Linked DNA regions of Homo sapiens: region 1 is linked to region 2. A link is an interaction called in ENCODE POLR2A ChIA-PET data of the cell type or tissue named here. Cell type or tissue: A673. All regions are shown on one strand. Each heading gives the region's core, and the rest is flanking DNA. Links, peaks and the distances in the headings are about the cores only.

The links. ChIA-PET counts read pairs that join two places held together with the same protein. Peaks named below come from ENCODE experiments on the same cell type or tissue, not always from the same donor. Only the 100,000 strongest peaks of a DNase experiment are listed, where the experiment ranks them.
Region 1: POLR2A ChIA-PET joins it to region 2 with 7 read pairs; 31 of 35 experiments call an interaction of 5 or more read pairs at or near these places.

The regions. Positions count from the first base shown.
Region 1 is chr12:56,644,730-56,647,601 of GRCh38, forward strand. It overlaps ATP5F1B (ATP synthase F1 subunit beta), which reads right to left and starts at 1,255. Exons shown (of 10, transcript NM_001686.4): 1 at 1,108-1,255; 2 at 442-624; 3 at 52-226. The coding sequence starts at 1,234. SNORD59A (small nucleolar RNA, C/D box 59A) reads right to left here and starts at 372; the gene lies at 298-372. RefSeq lists enhancers at 353-1,063, 1,013-1,342, 1,064-1,772. In A673, for the core only: no CTCF peak of the experiment used is centred there; a DNase peak (open chromatin) is centred at 1,402; H3K4me3 peaks cover 1,379 bases; H3K27ac peaks cover 2,097 bases.
Region 2 is chr12:56,699,387-56,702,294 of GRCh38, forward strand. No RefSeq gene overlaps it. Among named protein-coding and RNA genes, the nearest start is that of PTGES3, 13 kb to the left of the region's middle. RefSeq lists silencers at 1,369-1,523, 1,472-1,531. In A673, for the core only: no CTCF peak of the experiment used is centred there; a DNase peak (open chromatin) is centred at 1,585; H3K4me3 peaks cover 619 bases; H3K27ac peaks cover 993 bases.

The DNA of each region.
Region 1 (2,872 bases), core at 1-2,500, 55 kb before region 2:
CTGCAAATAACAGAAGTTCCTTTGTGCATAGATGCAATAAGAGCAACTTACTGTTTGGTTTTGATGGGACCTCTTTCATCAATAGGTTCTCCAATGACATTCATGATTCTGCCCAAAGTCTCAGGACCAACAGGAATTTTGATTGGTGCACCAGAATCCAGTACTTTCTGGCCTCTAACCAAGCCTTCTGTACCATCCATAGCAATAGTCCTTACTGTGCTCTCACCTGTTAGATACAGGCATCGCAGGGTTATACATAAGGATAAATTGGTATCAAGACCTAAATCGACCAAGACTCCTTCTCAGTACCTAAATGTGGCTTCAGCAAACTCAGAAGAACGAAAGTCATTTTGATAAAATCATCATAGAAGGCAGACAGCTTGGTTTTGGGGATATTTGGGCTACACAAGGTCTTTACTATTCCTAACAAACTCTACTTACCCAAATGCTGGGCCACCTCCAAAACCAGTCTGGTCTCCCTGCCTTGCACTTCCAGGGCATTTAGAATTGGTGGTAGTCCCTCATCAAACTGGACGTCCACCACTGCGCCAATGACCGCCACGATGCGCCCGGTGGCGGCGCCTGCTTTTGGCGAAGGAGATGTTTGCGCCGCATAGTCCCTGACTAACAGACAAAAGATATTGGAAGGAGCTGGGGTCAGGCCAGTTAAAGGTCATCGGAAGCCAGGACTTAACACACAAGGAGAGGAAAACTCAGCCGAAGTCAGGCCTCTTTCCGCTTGTACGGAACGCGTGTCCAAGAGGGAAGGCCGCGCAGCGATCGATAAAGCGCCTGCACAGCCTTCCCATCCGCATGCACAAGACCCCATTTTTCGAGAGTTCAGTACCCCTATTCAACCGGAAGGTCAACGCACCTGCCCGCACCTTTTCCGTCACACAAAGGACTTTATACAAAATGGGACAGAGCTGGGTCGAAGAAACCTCCTATGGGTGTCCCATTCTTGTTCTCCAGCCATTAGAGAGCAAGACGCGGCTCCAGGCATCCTTTTAACACCACGGATCCCTTAGGCCCGAGCTACCATCGTTCCCCGGCTCAAGGTCATGGGGCGGCAAAATGGAACGTTAGCTCCTAGAGAAAAGCACTTACCAGGATGGACCGCCGTCGGAGCGGCCCGCAGTAAGAGCTGAGCTGGGGGCAGCGACGCTGAAGGGGTGAGTCTCCGCAAGGCCCCGGAGGCCGGAGCAGCGGCCACCCGACCCACAAACCCCAACATGGCGTAGTCCGGGTGGAGACTGAAGGCTGCAGCAACCGCAGCCGCCTGCTCTCCTGCCGTTGAGGCGAGGCCTACGCTGCAGTAGGCAGGTCCATTGGGTGAACTGGCTGCTCATCATTCTCTGTGCTGCTTCTACAGGTTAATACACGCTGATCTTCTCATCCATTGGTCAAAACTGGTGCTAATCTGAAACTCCTTTTTTTATTGGACAGTGTGAGGTTAGAGGGCGTCACTCTGAGCCTCAAAACTTAATTGGATCATAGCGACGTCCGTTGGACAGGGTAATCAGAGGAACTACGTTTAGGAAAGGGGCCGAGTTCCTGTTGAAAGTGCGTGGCCTGTCTTTGCCTGTCCTTGGGCTTTCTCCTTAGATAGGTCCTTGATCTAGGTGACAGCCATAGGGGCGGTGGTTAGGGAAGTGGTAGTGCGGTGAAGCACCACTGAAGGTGAGCGTGGCGAAGTCAGGAGCCCTCTTTAGAGCCAAAATAAGGTTTTTCTCTCGAAGTAGTGAGATTGCAAGCTCCCAGGCGATTGCACAGATTAGCAACCTAGACAGGATCTTTATCATTTAAACCTATTAAAATGAAATAAACTAATGTAACCAGTACTTTAGCAGGGCATTGAGGAGACTCAATAATAAGATAAATAAGACTAAGAACCTTCCTTTTAAGGTCCAGGTGAACAAACAATGCAATAATGTGATGGTTCCTGGTTAGCATAAACTGGGTGCACGAAAGACGAGGGGATAAAATTGGGTCACCTAGAGATACAGAATTGTCCACCTTGAAGGAAGCTGAGAGACCTCAGCTATGAAATGTGAATAGAAATTCTTAGGGTAGGCTGGGAGCGGTGGCTCACGCCTGTAATCCCAGTACTTTCGGAGGCCGAGGCAGGTGGATCACCTGAGGTCAGGAGTTCGAGACCAGCCTAGCTAACATGGTGAAACCCCGTCTCTACTAAAAATACAAAAATTAGCTGGGCGCGGTGGCTCACGCCTGTAATCCCAGCACTATGGGAGGCCAAGGCGGGCGGATCACGAGGTCAGGAGATCGAGACCATCCTGACTAACACAGTGAAACCCGGTCTCTACTAACAATACAAAAAATTAGCCGGGCGTGGTGGCGGGCGCCTGTAGTCCCAGCTACTTGGGAGGCTGAGGCAGGAGAATGGCGTAAATCCGAGAGGCGGAGCTTGCAGTGAGCCGAGATAGCGCCACTGCACTCCAGCTTGGGCGACAGAGTGAGACTCTCTAAAAAAATAAAATAAATATATAAAATAAAATAGGCTGGGCACGGTGGCTCACGCCTGTAATCCCAGCACTCTGGGAGGCCGAGGTGGGCAGATCATGAGGTCAAGCGATCTAGACCATCCTGGCCAACATGGTGAAACCCCGTCTCTACTAAAAATACAAAAATTAGCTGGGCGTGGTGGCGGGCGCCTGTAGTCCCAGCTACTCAGGAGGCTGAGGCAGGAGAATGGCGTGAACCTGGAAGGCGGAGGTTTCAATGAGCTGAGATCGTGCCACTGCACTCCAGCCTGGTGACAGAGCGAGACTCCGTCTCAAAAATAATAATAAAAAATAAATAAATAAATAAATAATAAAATAAGTAAAAAGGGCTGGGCTGGGCACGGCCAGCC
Region 2 (2,908 bases), core at 218-2,717:
ATGCTGGTTTTATCAGCAAAGTCTTTGTGACCTGTACCTTGGGCCAACCTCCTATTTCATCCTGTGACATAGAATGCCTGACATCCTGGCAATGCAGCCCAGGAGGTCTAAGCCTCATTTTACCCTGCTCCTATTCAAGATGGAGTTGCTCTGTTTCAAAGGCCTCTGACAGAAGTTTTTGACATAGTTGACCAGCCATTCCTTTTTCTTAAAAAGGCTGTCTTCTGTTTCTTTGTTATTTATTTTTTGAGACAGGGTCTCACTCTGTCACCCAGGATGGAGTGCAGTGGTGCCATCTTGGCTCACTGCAACCTCCACCTCATGGGTTCAAGCGATTCTCCTGCCTGAACCTCCCAAGTAGCTGTGAGTACAGGTGCGCACCGCCACACCTGGCTAATTTTTGTATTTTTAGTAGAGACAGGGTTTCATCATCTTGGCCAAGTTGGTCTCGAACTCCTGGCCTAAGGTGATCCACCTGCCTCGGCCTCCCAAAGTGCTGGGATTACAGAGGTGAGCCACGGCACCCGGCCTTATTTATTTTATCTTTTTGAGACAGGGTTTCACTCTGTCACCTGGGCTGGAGTGCAGTGGCACGATTTCTGCTCACCATAGCCTTGACCTCTGGGCTTGAGTGATCCTCCCGCCCCAGCCTCCCAAGTAGGTGGGACTACAGGCGGGCGCCATCACACCTGGCTAATTTTTTTTTTGAAAAGGAGTTTCGCTCTTGTTGCCCAGGCTGGAGTTCAATGGCCGATCTCGGCTCACTGCAACCTCCGCCTCCCGGGTTCAAGTGATTCTCCTGCCTCAGCCTCCGGAGTAGCTGGGATTACAGGGGCGCACCACCACGCTTGGTAAATCAAGGTCAAAAATTATTCTTTTTTTTTTTTTTTTTTTTGAGATGGAGTCTCGCTGTATTGCCCAGGCTGGAGTGCAGTGGCGCCATCTTGGCTCACTGCAAGCTCCGCCTCCCGGGTTCACGCCATTCTCCTGCCTCAGCCTCCTGAGTAGCTGGGACTACAGGCACCTGCCACCACGCCCGGCTAATTTTTTGTATTTTTAGTAGAGACGGGGTTTCACTGTGTTAGCCAGGATGGTCTGGATCTCCTGACCTCGTGATCCGCCTGCCTCGGCCTCCCAAAGTGCTGGGATTACAGGCGTGAGCCACTGCCCCCCGCCTTTTGTTTTTTTTTTTTTTTTTGAGAGGGAGTTTTGCTTTGTCGCCCAGGCGGGTGTGCAATGACGCGATCTCGGCTTGCTGCAACCTCTGCCTCCCGGCTTCAAGCGATTCTCTTGCCTCAGCCTTCAGAGTAGCTGAGATTACAGGTGCCTGACACCAGGCTCGGCTAATTTTTGTTTTTTTAGTAGAGACAAGGATTCACCATATTGGCCAGGCTGGTCTCAAGCTCCTGACCTCAAGTGATCCGCCCGCCTCAGCCTCCAAAAGTGCTGCTATTACAGGCATGAGCCACCGCGCCGGCCCCAAGTGACTCTCATGGGCTGGAGACACAGGCTATTATGAATTGCTAACCACAGTCTCTTAGTCTCCCTTTTAAATAACAAAAGAGGAAATTTCTTCACTTCCTGACACAACTCTCCATCATACAGTTGGCCAAGAGCAGTTAGAAACTTTCATCCTTAATTTGTGTCCTTTGGGAGTTGCTGCTTTCTTAGAGTCATTAAATGCATGTAGGCAGTGTCTGCTTCATTAAGCCAGATTTATACCAAATGAAAAGGCAGAGAAAGATCTAATTTAATGAATATTTCTTTTTTTTTTTTTTGAGACGGAGTTTCACTCGTCACCCAAGCTGGAGTGTAATTCGTGGTCTCCGGTCACTGCAACCTCCGCCTCCTGGGTTCAAGCGATTCTCCAGCCTCAGCCTTCCAGCCTCAGCCTCCCAAGTAGCTGGGATTACAGGTGCCCGCCACCACACCCAGCTAATATTTGTATTTTTAGTAGAGACAGGGGTTTCACCATGTTGGGCAGGCTGGTCTCGAACCCCTGACCTCAGGTGATCCACCCTCCTTGGCATCCCAAAGTACTGGGATTGTAGGCATGAGCCATCGCACCGGGTCTTAATTAAGATTTCTAAGAACTAGATCAACAAATCAGTGGGACTGTAAAGGCAATTCTTGGGACACAGGTCAGGAAACTCTGTGCTTAATTCAGAAATCAAAAATCCAGCAATCTCACTTCTGGGTGTTAGAACTGTAGAAAATAAAATTTTAGACCGGGCACGGTGGCTCACGCCTGTCATCCCAGGCCGAGGCGGGTGGATCACGAGGTCAGGAGATCGAGACCATCCTGGCCAACATGGTGAAACCCCGTCTTTACTAAAAATACAAAAATTAGCCTGGTGTGGTGGCGTGCGCCTGTAGTCCCAGCTACTCCGGAGGCTGAGACAAGAGAATCACTTGAACCCGAGAGGCAGAGGTTGTGGTGAGCCGAGATTGGGCCATTGAACTCCAGGCTTGGCAACAAGAGCGAAACTCTGTCTAAATAAATAAATAAATAAATAAAAATATAAAATTTTAAGCCCCCCAACTGACTGAATGGATCCCCATTTGGCCAAGAGGACCCCCAAACTCCTGAAAAAGTAGTTCAGGCAATGTGGGGAATGGGAGGCATTGAATATGCCTCATTATACTCTCTTCCCTTTGGAGTTCTGGCACAACTGACCAGCATTAACATTAAAACAGAGATCTTGGCTGGGCACTATGGCTCATGCTTGTAATCCCAGCACTTTGGGAGGCCGAGTCAGGTGGATCACCTGAGGTCAGGAGTTCGAGACCAGCCTGGCCAACATGATGAAACCCCGTCTCTACTAAAAATACAAAAAAATACAAAAAAATAAAATAAAAATTAGCTGGGTGTGGTAGTGCATGTCTGTAATCCCAGCTACTTGGGAGG